Linked DNA regions of Homo sapiens: all the other regions are linked to region 1. A link is a contact called in ENCODE Hi-C or POLR2A ChIA-PET data. All regions are on one chromosome and are shown on one strand. The core of a region is the stretch at or near the end of the contact, and the rest is flanking DNA. Distances in the headings are between cores, read along the strand shown.

Region 1 (3,365 bases), core at 557-3,056:
ATCTGCACCACACTTTCAGCTGACAAAGAAAGGTCTTTGACATACATAATCTCATATTATCCCTAAAAAAACCTCACAAAGCCATTCTTCTTCTTTTAATTCTTATCACTTTTTGGATAATAACTTGCCCAAGGGCTAACACAGAGAACAAGCAGCAGGAGCAAGGACTCCATCCCAGGTCTCCTGGCTTTAAGAACTGTGCTCGGCCGGGCGCGGTGGCTCACGCCTGTAATCCCAGCACTTTGGGAGGCCGAGGCAGGCGGATCACGAGGTCAGGAGATCGAGACCATCCCGGCTAAAACGGTGAAACCCCGTCTCTACTAAAAATACAAAAAATTAGCCGGGCGTAGTGGCGGGCGCCTGTAGTCCCAGCTACTTGGGAGGCTGAGGCAGGAGAATGGCGTGAACCCGGGAGGCGGAGCTTGCAGTGAGCCGAGATCCTGCCACTGCACTCCAGCCTGGGCGACAGAGGGAGACTCCGTCTCAAAAAAAAAAAAAAAAAAAAAAAAGAACTGTGCTCATCACCACGCCACAGCTGCCTCTTAGATGTAACAACTTATAGGCCTCCTTTACACTTTACAAAGTACCTTCTTATTCCTAAACCCCTCTGGGCCTTGTAACATTTTGTTGAGGGCAACATGGTAGGAGCATCCGGCCCACTTTTCAGAAAAGGCTCAGAAAGGGGAAGCAACTTGCCCAAGGTCCCACAGCTAGTTTTATATGTTTAGGCCTAGACTGAACCCTTGCTTTTCTGAACCCAAAGCACATGCTCTTTATATTGCAGTCCACGACCTCTCTGCAACTAGTCTCATGGTTTTGAAGACAGGAAAACAAGTTCACAGAGGTGACATTTGCCCCAGGTCACACAGCTAGTAAGTGGATCTTAAACGGACGCCTGTCTGACCCCAAAGTCCAGGCAGTTTCCACTGTACCCGCACGAATGCTCTTTTATCCACCCCTCTCTCCGATGTGGCACCTGAGAACCTAGCTCAGAGAAATCAAGTCACTTTCCCAGAGTATCAGAAAGGAAATGTATCAGAGTTGCCTGGAACACAGACGTGTTTATTGTATTAACATCCAGGCCCTTTTCTTTGTACTAATCAGCCTCTGCTGTCATTCCATTTTATGGATGAGGCAGCTGAGGCTCAGAAAGGTGAAATCCCTTTCCCAGGGCTACAAAGAAAGAAGGTGACCCAGCCACGTCTACAGCACAGTAGTGATGGACCACAAAGCCTACTCGGGGAGGCCGAGACCCCACCCGCCCCAGTCCGGGGACCCTACCTCGGCGTCGAACATCTGGTCCAGCGAGGGGCTGCTTCGCACTAGCCCGTCCACCAGCGCCAGCCACAGGCCCAGCGAGCCGTAATACACGGTCTGCATGAGGACGATCTGCGACAGGATCAGCAGCGGGTCCCACACGTAGCTGCGGAACTGACCCGCCATGCCCTGCAGGGACACGAGCCGGGCCTCAGCCAGCGGCCTGTCTCCATGGCAACGTCGCCCCGCCCGGGAGGAGGGACTGGAACCAAGGGGTGAGCCCATTCCAAGAGTCAGGGGGAAGGCGGGGCAGACAGACCCATTCTCAGAGTGAGGGGAAATCCAGCCCATTCCGCCTGCGCGGCCCCCGCCCGTACACGAGCTCCTCTGGGGTCTACTCACCAGTGACAGACTCGACGATCGAAGTGTCTGAGCGTGGCCCGGCCTCACCGGCGGGCTCCCAAAACAGCGCTGACAGACAGGACCATGGAGGAGAGGCGCTGCCGGCCTAGAGAGGCAAAGCTCCAGCGACCACGGCGGCAGGAGCGGCTGCGTAGGAAAGAAACGTTTCCGGGGAAAGCAGCGGAGGGGCGGGGCTGAGGTTGCGCAGGCGTAGTGGGTGCAACCTCTGCCTGAACCTCCTGAACCAGGTACAAGCAGCCGGATAGCGAACTGAGCACATGCGCAGAAGGAAGAGTGAAGGCAAACGGAAGAGAGGAACGAAGGCCGCAGAGCTTGCGCGCCCTCTAGAGGGGAATTCTTTTTTTAAAGGAAGGCGGCTAGGGGAGAGGCAAGTGGGGTGGCTTAGGACGCGGTAATGATGTTTGGGAATTAACGAGGTGATAAACTGTGTCGTTATTTTCAGCCTAAATTCTCAATGTTTTCTCCTAGTTAGAGTCTGATAACTTGAAGTGGACCTGCAAGCTCCTCCACGTAGGAGTTTGCCAATGTTCCCGCTGTACAGATAGTTAAGCTAAGGGCCAGAGAAGGAAAGCAACATACTGTTTCAACGACACAGTTAGTAGCAAAGTAAGTATTAAAATTCAAGTGTTGGTCGGGCGCGGTGGCTCACGCCTGTAATCCCAGCACTTTGGGAGGCTGAGGTGGGCGGATTACCTGAGGTCGGTGTTTCGAGACCAGCCTGACCAACATGGAGAAACCCCGTCTCTGCTAAAAATACAAAATTAGCGGGGCGTGGTGGCGCACGCCTGTAGTCCTAGCTACTCGGGAGGCTGAGCCAGGAGAATTGCTTGAACCCGGGAGGCAGAGGTTGCAGTGAGCCGAGATCACGCCATTGCACTCCAGCCTGGGCAACAAGAGCAAAACTCCGTCTCTAAATAAATAAATAAATAAATAAATAAATAAATAAAATTCAAGTGTTTCCTCAACACTACAACATTGATTTCGCACCTACTCGGTGGCAGGAAGGCTAGAACATGTATATATAAGACAGCCCCTGCCCTGAGACACAGATGAACTATATTAGAAGGCAGAGTAGTGGGTGTTTTAAAATGTGGGTGTCCAGTGGAAAAAGGCACAGGTTCTGAAGTCGCACATAGGAGTAAATCCTGACCCTCTCTGCTGCCATGACTGTTTTATCTATCTTCCAAATCCGAATAGTGGACAGTCAGTAAATATTTGCTGAATGAGTTAAGAACAGAAAAAGCAAGAGCAAATCGATAACTCACTTATTCCTACTCCAGCAGACGAAAACCCATCAACTTCATTGATCCTAGGTTCCCCCTCTCTGAAGTGGAAAGACGGGAAGTAAGTTGTTCCAGGAAAAGAATTTGGGTTTTAGGGCCAGCTATGCCACCCAGTGTGACCAGCAAGCCACTTCCTTCTTTAAACCTCAGCTTCCCTGTTTATGAAATGAGGAGTTGGACATGATTAACGTTTTCCACCATTTAATCTACCTTCCAGTAATTATTTTCTCATTAAAAAAAAAACTTAGGCTGGGCACAGTGGCTCATGCCTGTAATCCCAGCACTTTGGGAGGCTGAGGCGGGCAGATCACAAGGTCAGGAGTTCAAGACCATCCTGGCTAACATGGTGAAACCCCATCTCTATTAAAAATACAGAAAATTAGCCGGGCCTGGTGGCAGGCG
Region 2 (3,365 bases), core at 521-3,020, 1.6 Mb after region 1:
GCCGAGCTTGGTGGCGCACACCTCTAGTCCCAGCTACGTGAGAGGAAGATATTGTTTGGATCTGTGTCCCCGCCTAAATAGCATGTTGAATTGTAATCCCTGGGGTTGGAGGTGGGGCCTGGTGGGAGGTGACTAGATCATGAGGGTGGTCCTTCACAAATGGTTTAACGACATCCCCTTGGTACTGTTATTGTTGTGTGAGTGAGTGAGTTATTGCAAGATCTGGTTGTTTAAAAATGTGTAGCAGGCCGGGTGCGGTGGCTCACGCCTGTAATCCCAGCACTTTGGGAGGCCCAGGCAAGCAGATCACGAGGTCAGGAGATCAAGAACATCCTGGCTAACACGGTGAAACCCCGTCTCTACTACAAAAATACAAAAAATTAGCCGGGCGTGGTGGTGTGCGCCTGTAGTCCCAGCTACTTGGGAGGCTGAGGCAGGAGAATGGCGTGAACCCAGGAGGCGGAACTTGCAGTGAGCTGAGATCACGCCACTGCACTCCAGCCTGGGTGACAGAGCAAGACTCTGCCTCAAAAAAAAAAAAAAAAAAGAGTGTGTAGCAGTGCCCCATTTTCCACTCACTCCTACTCTGGCCATGCGATGCGTGTGCTTCTCCTTCACCTTCTACCATGACTGGAAGCTTTCTGAGGCCTCCTCAGAAGCCAAGCAGATGCCAGCATCTGTATTGCCTGCAGAATCATGTGGCAATTAAACCTCTTTTCTTTATAAATTACCCAGTCTCAGGTATTTCTTTACAGCAGTGCGAGAACAGATGAATACAGAGGATCTCTGGAGCCCAGGAGTTCGAGCCCAGGAGTAAGCCGTGGTCACACCACTGTACTCCAGCCTAGGCAACAGAGTAAGACCCTGTCTCTATAAAACTGTAATAATAATGATTTGAAAAATCATATTCATGTGTCTAGGGGATGGATCTTCAGATCCATCCCTAGAGGGTATCAAGGGTTGAGCAAGAACGTTTACTTGTGTCAAGCCATTTATATTTATTTTAGTGTAACTTAAAATTATGCCTTATATTCTTAAATACATTACTGATGATAATTAATGGTGGCTTATGTTCAATTTCAGTTCTGTTCTCATCTTGATAAGAATAACCAGTCAGGTGGCCAGGCACAGTGGCTCACGCCTGTAATCTCATCACTTTGGGAGGCCAAGGTGGGTGGATCACTTGAGGCCATGAGTTCAAGACCAGCCTGGCCAACATAGCAAAACCCCATCCCTACTAAAATGCAAAAGTTAGCTGGCACAGTGGTGCATGCCTGTAGTTCAAGCTACTCAGGAGGCTGAGGTGGGGGGATGGCTTGAGCCCAGGAGGCAGAGCAATCACACCACTGCACGGCAGCCTGGGCAACCGAGCTAGACCCTGTCTTAAGAAAAGAAAAGAAAAAAAAAGAATAACCAGTCAGGGCACTATAATCTCACATGGGTAACTGACCTGTAGCCAACCCCGCTATTTGGAGTGAAGTTCAGGTCCAGACACAAGCACTTACATACTTGATGTCAGACATCCAAGGCAGGCGGTAGACGTGGGATGCTCAGGAGGATACGCCCCATGTGGCATCTGATCAAGTCTGGCTTAGGTGTAAGGACAACGTTCAGGACAAAAACTATGCCTTTCCCATTTTACCATTGAAGATGTCTTAGACAACCAATAAAGTGGACGGTGTAGGACCACAGCCCTGCACAGCGACGTTCTTGCATCACTCGGCTCAACCACAGGAAGTCTCACACCACTGAGTCTGACCACAGGAACGGGCAAATGAAAAGTCATGCAGCTATATGGGCAATGGAACTTCCCTGCCTCCAGTTCCTGGCCAGGAAGTGGGGGCTGGGTGGAGAAATCTGGAAGCTGCCTGCTTACCTACCAGGTCTCCACTCTGTTTTGCTATGAAGCCTCTAAGCCTTGATACCTGTTAATGGATGTATTTGTTGTGAGAAATAAATGAGATGGTGGGGTCAGTTTCCAAAGTTAACGACAGTTTGAATCAAACAGGCTTGGGCACACATGCCACCTCTGCCCCTTGCTCCCTGTGTGGCCTTGGGAAAATTACTTAGACCCTCTGCCCCTCAGAGGTGGGAATAATGTGAGAAGGAAATGAGTGCCTGCACTTGGCCCTCAGAAAGCCCCAATCCACGTTCAGCCCTGATACCAGCTTCACGAATGTTCCCTTGTAAGTCCCAGAGACAGGACTTCCTGAAGGGTCCAGGTGCCTTCAGGCCCCCTTGGGTCTGTGAGTACTGGACCACATGCATCCCCAGATTAGACCTCAAGGACTTGGAATCCCCACATCGGGCCACAGTGGATTTATGCATCTCCAGACAGGACCAAGGGACTCACGCATCCCCAGATTAAACCACTGACCCACAGGGCAAGGAACTAGGGTGGTTTGTTCTCAGTGGAGTCTGGAGAAGGAGATTTCGAGTCGCTAGACTTCATTGGTGGGGGCAGCAAATGGGGAGTGAAATAAACCAACACTCTTGGGGAACTCTAAAATGCTCAAAAGGAAACTAAAACCCAGGAGCTGAAGGTAACATCCAAAGTCACACCACCAGCAAAGGCCATAGAACAACAAAACTAGAGAAGTTCTTGGAGAGCATCTGGTCTAGCCCTTCATTTTCCAGATGAGGAAACTAAGGCCCAAAGAAAGGAGGAAGTTAACCTAAGCCACATGGTCCACTTGTGGCAAAGCCATCCCTCAGACTCAGATCCCAGATTTGAGGTCTGGCGTCCCCTCAATTCCCCAACACCAGCACCCACGTTGCACACCCTTCACCATCTAGCAGAGATCTCCCCAGGGCTGCCATGAGCTGCCCCATGACACTCCAAGGAGCTGGTACGAAACATTTTGTTTTGCACCTTGCCTGTGGTGACAGCTGCGTTAAACCGAATGTTCACAGTCATTATGCTCAGAAACTGAGCAAGAGTTCCATCTATTGGGGTTTCAGAATGAATCAGATTTCCAAACTCTCCTCTCTCCACCTCAGCGCATGTCTGTATATGGTAACCTTTCAAAAGTGAGTCTAATAATTAGTCATCTTGGCCTAGTTCAAGACAACAGTATGTTCTCCAATTTCACTTTGTTTTCAACAAGACAGCGATGCCAACGGTAATGTTCACTGTGGTTAAACACACTTCTCAGCTGGTCCCTGCAGGTGGCCAAGACAGCTCTGGTCCCCGCAGTTGCCCAGTGCTTCCCCACAGCTCTCTAACCAGGCTGTACCCTCTGCCCAGATCCACCCCCACCCCCAATATTGACACCAACTGTGTACCAGGCACTACATTAGATGCTTTGGGCTCATCATTACATGTTATCCTCTTTGCAAGATAGATGGTTCTCTTGTTGCCCCAT
Region 3 (3,365 bases), core at 500-2,999, 1.2 Mb before region 1:
AGAAAAGCTGGAAAATCTGGTCATGGTGGGCCTCGTTTTCAAGGGGCTTTGACCCTCAACTGGAGATGAATAACAGCTGACCAGACAGGAGGGAGTGGGGGGGGCTACACTTTGTAGCTCACTGCTATTTGCATTCATCCTGCTTTGTTCATGAGCTAAGCAGCGTGGCCCCTGTGGGTACACAAGTTTGCTGCTGCTAGTCTGCCTCATGTACTTAGTTCTTTGCAGACCTGGTAGCTGGCCTAACATCCTGCAGGGGTGCACTGTCTGGGAAGTGTGTTAGGCCCTCTGAGGGTTCTGGCCACAGGTATTCCATTCAATCGCTGTGTAACTATAAGAACGTCACTTCCCCTATCCAGGCCGCAGGACATTCCCCTTCAGGCCTGAGAGTGACCCAGGCAACATGTCCTTATAAGGGAAAGTGGCTGTGCCCCTACTGGTCCATCCCACAGAGGGGGAGCCTGGGGGGCTCAGGGGAGGCCTGCTGGGAGTGATGGGGTACAGAGATGCTGGAGAGGTGTCTGCATTCCAGGTAGGAACTGGCTTTCAGGACAGCCTGAAAGCAGACCTGCAGGGCACTAACTGCAGAGGGTGTGCGTGGGGAATTTACATTATTGAGTACCTACTATTTGCAGTACCAGCTGTACTATGAAGTAATCACGAGGTCTGTGAATTATCCCCTCCACAGCAGCAGAGCCCAGTGGCTAACTGGTATACCCTGAAGCCAGCCCGCTGGTTAGAAATCACGGCAGTACCATTAATAGCTGAGTGGCGTGGTTGGCGACGTAGCTCTCTGAGTCTCAGTTTTCTGAGCTGAAGAATGAAAATAACATCTTTACCATAAAGGGATGTTCAAAGTAAGTGTTCAGTGAATTTGAAGAGAAATTGTTTAGAAGAATGCCTGATACATAGTAAGTGCTCAATAAATGTTAACTGTTATTTTCATTAACTATTTTTTTTTGAGACGGAGTCTCGCTCTGTGCCCAGGCTGGAGTGCAGTGACGTGATCTCAGCTCACTGCAACCTTGTCTCCTAGGTTCAAGTGATTCTCCTGCCTCAGCCTCCCGAGTATCTGGAACTACAGGTATGCACCACCACAAACCAGATAATTTTTGTATTTTTAGTAGAGACAGGGTTTCACCATGTTGGTCAGGCTGATCTCAAACTCCTGACCTCAGGTGATCCACCCCCCTCAGCCTCCCAGAGTGCTGGGATTACAGATGTGAGCCACTGTGCCCAGCCTCATTAAACTTTTTTTAAGGGGAGAAAACCAGCAGAGAGATATGAGGTCACCTGCCCAAGGTCTCATAGCTAGGGAGGGACAGAGCTGAGATTTGAAGCGAGGTACAAGTCAGGCTAAAGACAGGAAGGGGGCTGGGGAAGGAGACCAGAGCCACTGCTCCCAGTACTTGGCAGGGGTCTGATTATCACCTGTGAGTCCCAAGAGCAGGGATCAGGCTCCCCTTGGGGCACACAACTATGGAGTGGGAGGGAAAGGGAAGCTGTATGGTTTCTCTGTGCCTCAGTTTCCTTCTCTGTAAAATGGGGCTAATTCTACCTTCCTGCTACCAAGATTAGAGACATCGCTTGGAAAAGGCTGTCTTTTCCTCTTCCCACACCTTCCACCCGCTCTTGCTTGTGGGCAGAGGATGAGGCAGCTTGCCCAACCCTCTGGGAGGTGGGCCCCGAAAAGGGCGGGACAAGGCAGCCAGGAGAGCTTCATTAAAGAGTGGAAAAGCAGAAGTGGCAGGGATTCCCAAGTCCCAGCGATTCCCCCACTTCCTCTCCACCTGCCACAGCTGCCAGCGACCGCCCGCCTGAAACCACTGCCATTTGGACAGCATGCCAGGCCACCCAGGAGCAGCTGAGCAACTTGTCAAGACCGGGTAGGTCTGGGGACTTTGGACACTGAGGGCTACAGGTGAGAAAACAGTCAGCCATTGGGGGTGATGGATATGAACCCAAATCTTCAGCTCTGCCATTCCTTGGCTATGTGACCTTAGGCAAATCCTCAGTTCTCTGTGAGCCTCAGTTCCCCATCTGTGAAATGGAAGTAATAATGACATCTACAAGACTGTTGCCAGAATTGAATGAGAAAACACATGCTTAGTACTTGGCACCTGCTTGGCTCAGAGGAAGCACTCACTAAACAGCAGCTAGTTTCCTTGCCATTTTCAATACCCCGTGCAGGAATTGTCATCCAATATGACTTAGGACTGGCTTTCAATCCTTAAAATTGTTTTTATTATTAGCTATTATTCCAAAAGCTACTGTGTTCCAAATATTAATTATATAGTAGAAGGGGGTGTTTAGTCCCAAATTCAAATGCCTTCGGGAGCTGGGAAGGGGTTGCACCTGTGGAAGGCCACCTGGGTGTGCAGACGGACCCGTTCATTGATCAGCAGGATGCAGTCTGCAGGGCTGCTCCCCTGTCAAAGGTGGGTAGTGGATACTCAGCTCCAGCTACCTGTTGCAAAGGTGGGAGCTCTAACCCAGATCTTCTTATCTCTCAAGAAAAGCTGGAAACCCAGATTTTAATGTGAAACTTCCTTATTTCCAAATGGGGGCAGCTTACACACACACACACACACACAGAGTGGGCCACAATAAGGCACATTTGCATATGATTCAGCCTTTAGGGCTTCAAGGTTGTGACCTTCACTCCAGCCCCACAGGCCTCACTGCATCTCAGCTTCCCACTGTTCTGGTTCTCCCAACTCCCTATTTCCCGATGGTCAGAGCACAGGACCTTTGCACACGCTGTTCCTTCTGTCAGGGATGTCCAACTCCCTTCTTCACCCACAAACTGACACTTGTCCTTCCACCCCCAGCTGGAATGTCACCTCTTCCAGGGAGCCTTCCTGACTCCCAGGTAAAACTGGGTCACTCTCCATCTATCCCACCCCAGTCCAGGCCCAGGCATACTATGCTCAGAATTCTTTGTTAATGAACTTAAACTCTAATGGTCTATTTAAGTCTCCTCAATTAGACTGTGAACTCCTTTAGTGGGACCAGGACTTAATTCATCTTTGTGTCCACAGGGGTCAGCACAGAGCCTGGGCACAGAGGAGACTCGAGTGAAACATTTACATCGTTGACATAAGTATCATCAGAGTAACAAGTGGTGCAGTTTTATAGGATCCCTCTTCTGTGCCAGACCCTGTGTAAACTTCTTTACATGGATTATTTCATTTTATTGTCCCAGAAGCCCTGTGACAAAGGTTTCTGTATTAGTCAGGACTCATTGAGTTGCAAGTGACAGATTGATCTTACACTGCCTGTAGAAAAACAGACATCTCCTAGTGTGTGGTCCGGCATAGATTTCGGCTTCAGGCATTTCTGGATCCAGGTCCTCCAACAAGGCC
Region 4 (3,365 bases), core at 866-3,365, 1.0 Mb before region 1:
TGAATTGCAGCCCCCTCCAGTTTGCTTTCCTTTGGCCTTCCAGACCCCAGGAAGTTGGCCTTCCCTTCCTAGTGCTATGGTTTCTGCCATTGGCCATGATTTCAGGGAGCTGGCTGAGGCCGGCTGAGGCCACACCTGTGCCAGTGGGGCTTCCCTGGTGCTGCAGCACTTGTAAACCACACACACAGCCTCTCTCCCTGGACATACGTTAGCACATTGGCATTCAGTATTGGTGGCCTGGCATGGTAGGTACTACCCAATGAAGAGTGTACTATATATTTTCATTACTATAGGCCATACTTATACAGACGTGTATATATATTTATATAAGATCTACCTATCTTAGGATGGAACCTTGGGGAAAAATAAAATTGAGGGGAAGTAAAAAGTATGTAACACTTCCAGTTGTGAGCCAAGATTGTAACCAGAGAGCAGCCAGGAGCTTCCTGTCAGTAACCATGTTTTCAATAAATACTCTTTCATGTACAAACTGTGGTTCCTGTTAACAGCTGTTTGTCTGTACTTGCCCCCTGCCCAATGGTGAAGATTTCACCTTGACAAGACTTGATCTCCATGTATCTGGGAGACTCTGGAGAGCTCCAGCTGGAGCCCTTAGTCACCTTCCAAGAGTCCCTTCCTCCTCATCATTCGCTCCTCCCACACATACACACACACAGACACACACCTGCTGGTTAAGAGTGTTCACAGATTGCTGCACTGGGACGAAGCGTTTTCTGCTCAACCCTGCTGGGTACAGCAAGGTAAGGCATACTGTACACCCCCATGAACACATCCTCCCTCTTCTCCCTGCCAGGGACACAGCCAGGGAACAGCTCGAGTACTTGTGCCTTACAAAGAAGACACGCTCTTTACCCTGTGTGTTGCCTGTGCATAGTGCCCAGCCTTCCAGCTGGTGTTTTAGGCTGTTGCTCCAAACCTTGGCCTTGGTAGCTGGGAGACTTAAATGAGGGTGGTGATGAAAATAGATCTCTTGCCTCTGAGAGAGAAGGGTGTGAGGACAGGCTCTTTCAAAAGGCATAGAAAGTGCATGCAATACAAGCCTGAGGACTGAATAAAGCCAAGACCTTGGGCAGTGATGGGTACCATTGTAGGTGCTTGGTAAGCACTGAATGAACTAATGCCTGCATGATGCCAGCTGGCGGCGGTGACAGCCGCAGTTTGCATAAAACACTGCTTACACTCTGGCCTTGAGCCTTCTGTTCAGAGGGGCCAGGGATCCCAGCTGAGTCACTTGTAAGGATCCATGTTTGCAGCTGGTCTTACTGCCAGAGAGCCCAGGAGGAGGCTAGAGGAGGGCGAAAGGCACAAAACTGGGTCTGAATGTGCAACCCTAGCTTGCCCTGGCCTAATGTTCTTGACTGCAAATGCTGCCCTTTTAATCCATCCCGCAAGATGAAGAAAATCTGAACTCCCTAGGCTGGCATTTTGGGGCCACTGCAACCTGCCTCTTGGCTACTTTAACCACCACAGTTACAAACAACCTGTGAGCCCCAGGCACGGCTGGAGCTTTCTCACCCTCCTTTAGGATTCTCCCATTTCCTCTATCTGGGATGCTCTCTCCCTACTCAACCTATTGAAGTTGAGATAATTCTTAGAAAGTTTCATACAGAAAATATTTCACAAATGTTTCGTATTACTTCTGGATCGCCCAAGTTTTAAGTTGTAATGGCCCCAGCTGGCCTGAGCTCCCAGAAGAAAAAGCCCATGAGATACTTATCTTCGTGGTTCATTCCATGGTTGCCCAGCATTAGACTGGACATAAGAAAAACAATTTGTTCAGTAAAAGTAAACAAGTTACCATTTTTTGGATGCTCACTGTATGCAGAACACTAGCAGGCACCGGGGTTCCAAAGCAAGCCCCTGATTGAGCGCGGGAGAGACGCAGACAATTACACGGCTGTGCTCTGAGCCTGAGGGACTTCGCGGAGGACAAAACTACGCTGTACCTCAGAAAGACCAGACCACCTCAGAACCCGACCACAACAGACGCCCCGCCCCCGTGCTGCCCCGCCCCGCCTTTTCGCCCCGGCTCCGCCCAGCCCCTGGGTAGCTTCCGGCGGAAGTTACCGCCCGTGCCGCGGTTCGGCGGCGGCATCCGGCCTCGCACTTCCGGTGGGGAGATTCCGGCCTGGAGCTCCCAGGGCCGAGGTGAGTGGGTGTGCGGCCGGCCTCCCGGCGCACTCCCAGAGGCTGGGGGGCCGGGGCTGGAGAAGGGAAGCGGGCTCCCCACCCGGGATCTGCGCGGGTTGACATGGGGCACGCCACGCCCCTGCCCCTCCCCGGGCCTCAGTTTCGCCGTCTGTGGAGGGGGCAGGGGTCTCCAAGCGCCCTCCTGCAAGGCACCTGCCGGACGCCGGCTCATCTGGTATTTCCTGAGCACCTGCGACGTCCTGGGTGCGGGACCCGGGCCGGAATCGGACACGGCCCTGCCCTCTGAGGGGCTGCTTCCCGCGGTGGGATTGGGGCGGGCAGTAAACACGTGAGCAAACAAGGAAACGTCAGAGGTGGGAGTGCCACGAGGATTGGGAGGGGTGGGGCATTGGAGAAAGTATTCAGCCAAGCGGAGGTCTGCGGAAGGGAGCTGAAGGCAGGAAGAGCAGCAAGTAAAGAAAAACACAGGTTTGATGTGTTTGACACGTGGCAGGGGGCCGCTGTGGCGGGTGCTGGGACCAGTGGCAGAAGAATGAGGTTACAGAGGCCTTCCTTGTGGACCAGGCTGAGGAGCTGGGCTTAGCCTTAGGGCATGATCTGTTTCGTGTGCCATCTCTCTGGCTGCTTTATAGATTCCAGGCCTTAGGGGCGAAAGAGGAAACAGGGAGACCAGTTAGACCAGTGGCAGTCAGCAGGTGAAAGATAATTGTGGCTTAGACTGTGGTAGTGGGAATGGAGAGGAAGAGAAGTAGAGGGGTCAAGAAGTGTATTGAAAGTGGAACTGACAGGGCAGGATTTGAGAAATGACAGAAATAAGTGGTCAAAGATGACTTCATCATAGATTTTTGGTTTTGGCTTAAGTAACCAAGTGTATTATGCTGGCATTTACTAAATGACTTTGGGATAGATTGGGAGCGTGAGAAATAATTACGAAATCTTCTTAGGGCATCTTAAGTTTTAGATATTTGGAGTGCAGCTACCAAATAGGCAGTTAGATATATGAGTCTGATACAGAAAAGGTCAGGGCTGATGTAAAGAATTTAGAAATCATTGGCAAGTGGATTGGGTAGGATGAGATTATGTAGGGTAAGATTTAAGAGAGAAGAGAAGCCAGGTTCCAAGCTTTAGGCACCCAATTTTTATAGATTGAGTTGACAAGAAGGTGCCAGCAAAAAAGACCAATAAGGAGTCCA

The links. Hi-C counts contacts between places; a loop is a spot of excess contacts on that map. ChIA-PET counts read pairs that join two places held with the same protein, here RNA polymerase II (POLR2A). Pooled maps may share reads with other maps.
Region 2: a map with no recorded cell type shows a loop between it and region 1 (7-fold over the local background). The contact joins the enhancer-like site here to the promoter of SYS1-DBNDD2 in region 1. A Hi-C loop is called at or near these places in 2 of 37 single-sample maps with no recorded cell type and 2 of 50 pooled maps.
Region 3: a loop to region 1 is called in a map with no recorded cell type, with 5 times the contacts of the local background. The contact joins the promoter of OCSTAMP here to the promoter of SYS1-DBNDD2 in region 1. A Hi-C loop is called at or near these places in 1 of 37 single-sample maps with no recorded cell type and 4 of 50 pooled maps. POLR2A ChIA-PET finds 5 or more read pairs at or near these places in 1 of 52 experiments (activated CD4-positive, alpha-beta T cell).
Region 4: a loop to region 1 is called in a map with no recorded cell type, with 8 times the contacts of the local background. The contact joins the promoter of SLC35H1 here to the promoter of SYS1-DBNDD2 in region 1. A Hi-C loop is called at or near these places in 1 of 37 single-sample maps with no recorded cell type and 11 of 50 pooled maps. POLR2A ChIA-PET finds 5 or more read pairs at or near these places in 2 of 52 experiments (A549 and Caco-2).

Annotation. Positions count from the first base shown.
Region 1 is chr20:45,361,610-45,364,974 of GRCh38, reverse strand. SYS1-DBNDD2 (SYS1-DBNDD2 readthrough (NMD candidate)) reads right to left here and starts at 1,806. Exons shown (of 6, transcript NR_003189.2): 1 at 1,660-1,806; 2 at 1,282-1,446. It overlaps SYS1 (SYS1 golgi trafficking protein), which reads right to left and starts at 1,819. Exons shown (of 4, transcript NM_033542.4): 1 at 1,660-1,819; 2 at 1,282-1,446. The coding sequence starts at 1,443. LOC124904914 (a long non-coding RNA gene) reads left to right here and starts at 1,607. Exons shown (of 2, transcript XR_007067609.1): 1 at 1,607-1,907; 2 at 2,149-2,619. RefSeq lists an enhancer at 1,650-2,089.
Region 2 is chr20:43,751,073-43,754,437 of GRCh38, reverse strand. All of the region lies in intron 1 of LOC101927200 (a long non-coding RNA gene), which reads right to left. Among named protein-coding and RNA genes, the nearest start is that of GTSF1L, 26 kb to the right of the region's middle. RefSeq lists enhancers at 1,936-2,015, 2,516-2,585, 2,776-2,975. Within about 2 kb of position 1,770, at least 3 of the 41 ENCODE cell types and tissues checked have a DNase peak (open chromatin) inside an H3K27ac peak, as active enhancers do.
Region 3 is chr20:46,549,038-46,552,402 of GRCh38, reverse strand. It overlaps OCSTAMP (osteoclast stimulatory transmembrane protein), which reads left to right and starts at 1,749. Exons shown (of 3, transcript NM_080721.3): 1 at 1,749-1,886. The coding sequence starts at 1,843.
Region 4 is chr20:46,363,175-46,366,539 of GRCh38, reverse strand. It overlaps SLC35H1 (solute carrier family 35 member H1), which reads left to right and starts at 2,115. Exons shown (of 10, transcript NM_015945.12): 1 at 2,115-2,169. It overlaps LOC124904917 (a long non-coding RNA gene), which reads right to left and starts at 2,001. Exons shown (of 3, transcript XR_007067614.1): 1 at 1,820-2,001. ELMO2 (engulfment and cell motility 2) reads left to right here. Exons shown (of 22, transcript NM_133171.5): 22 at 1-490. RefSeq lists a silencer at 1,975-2,394.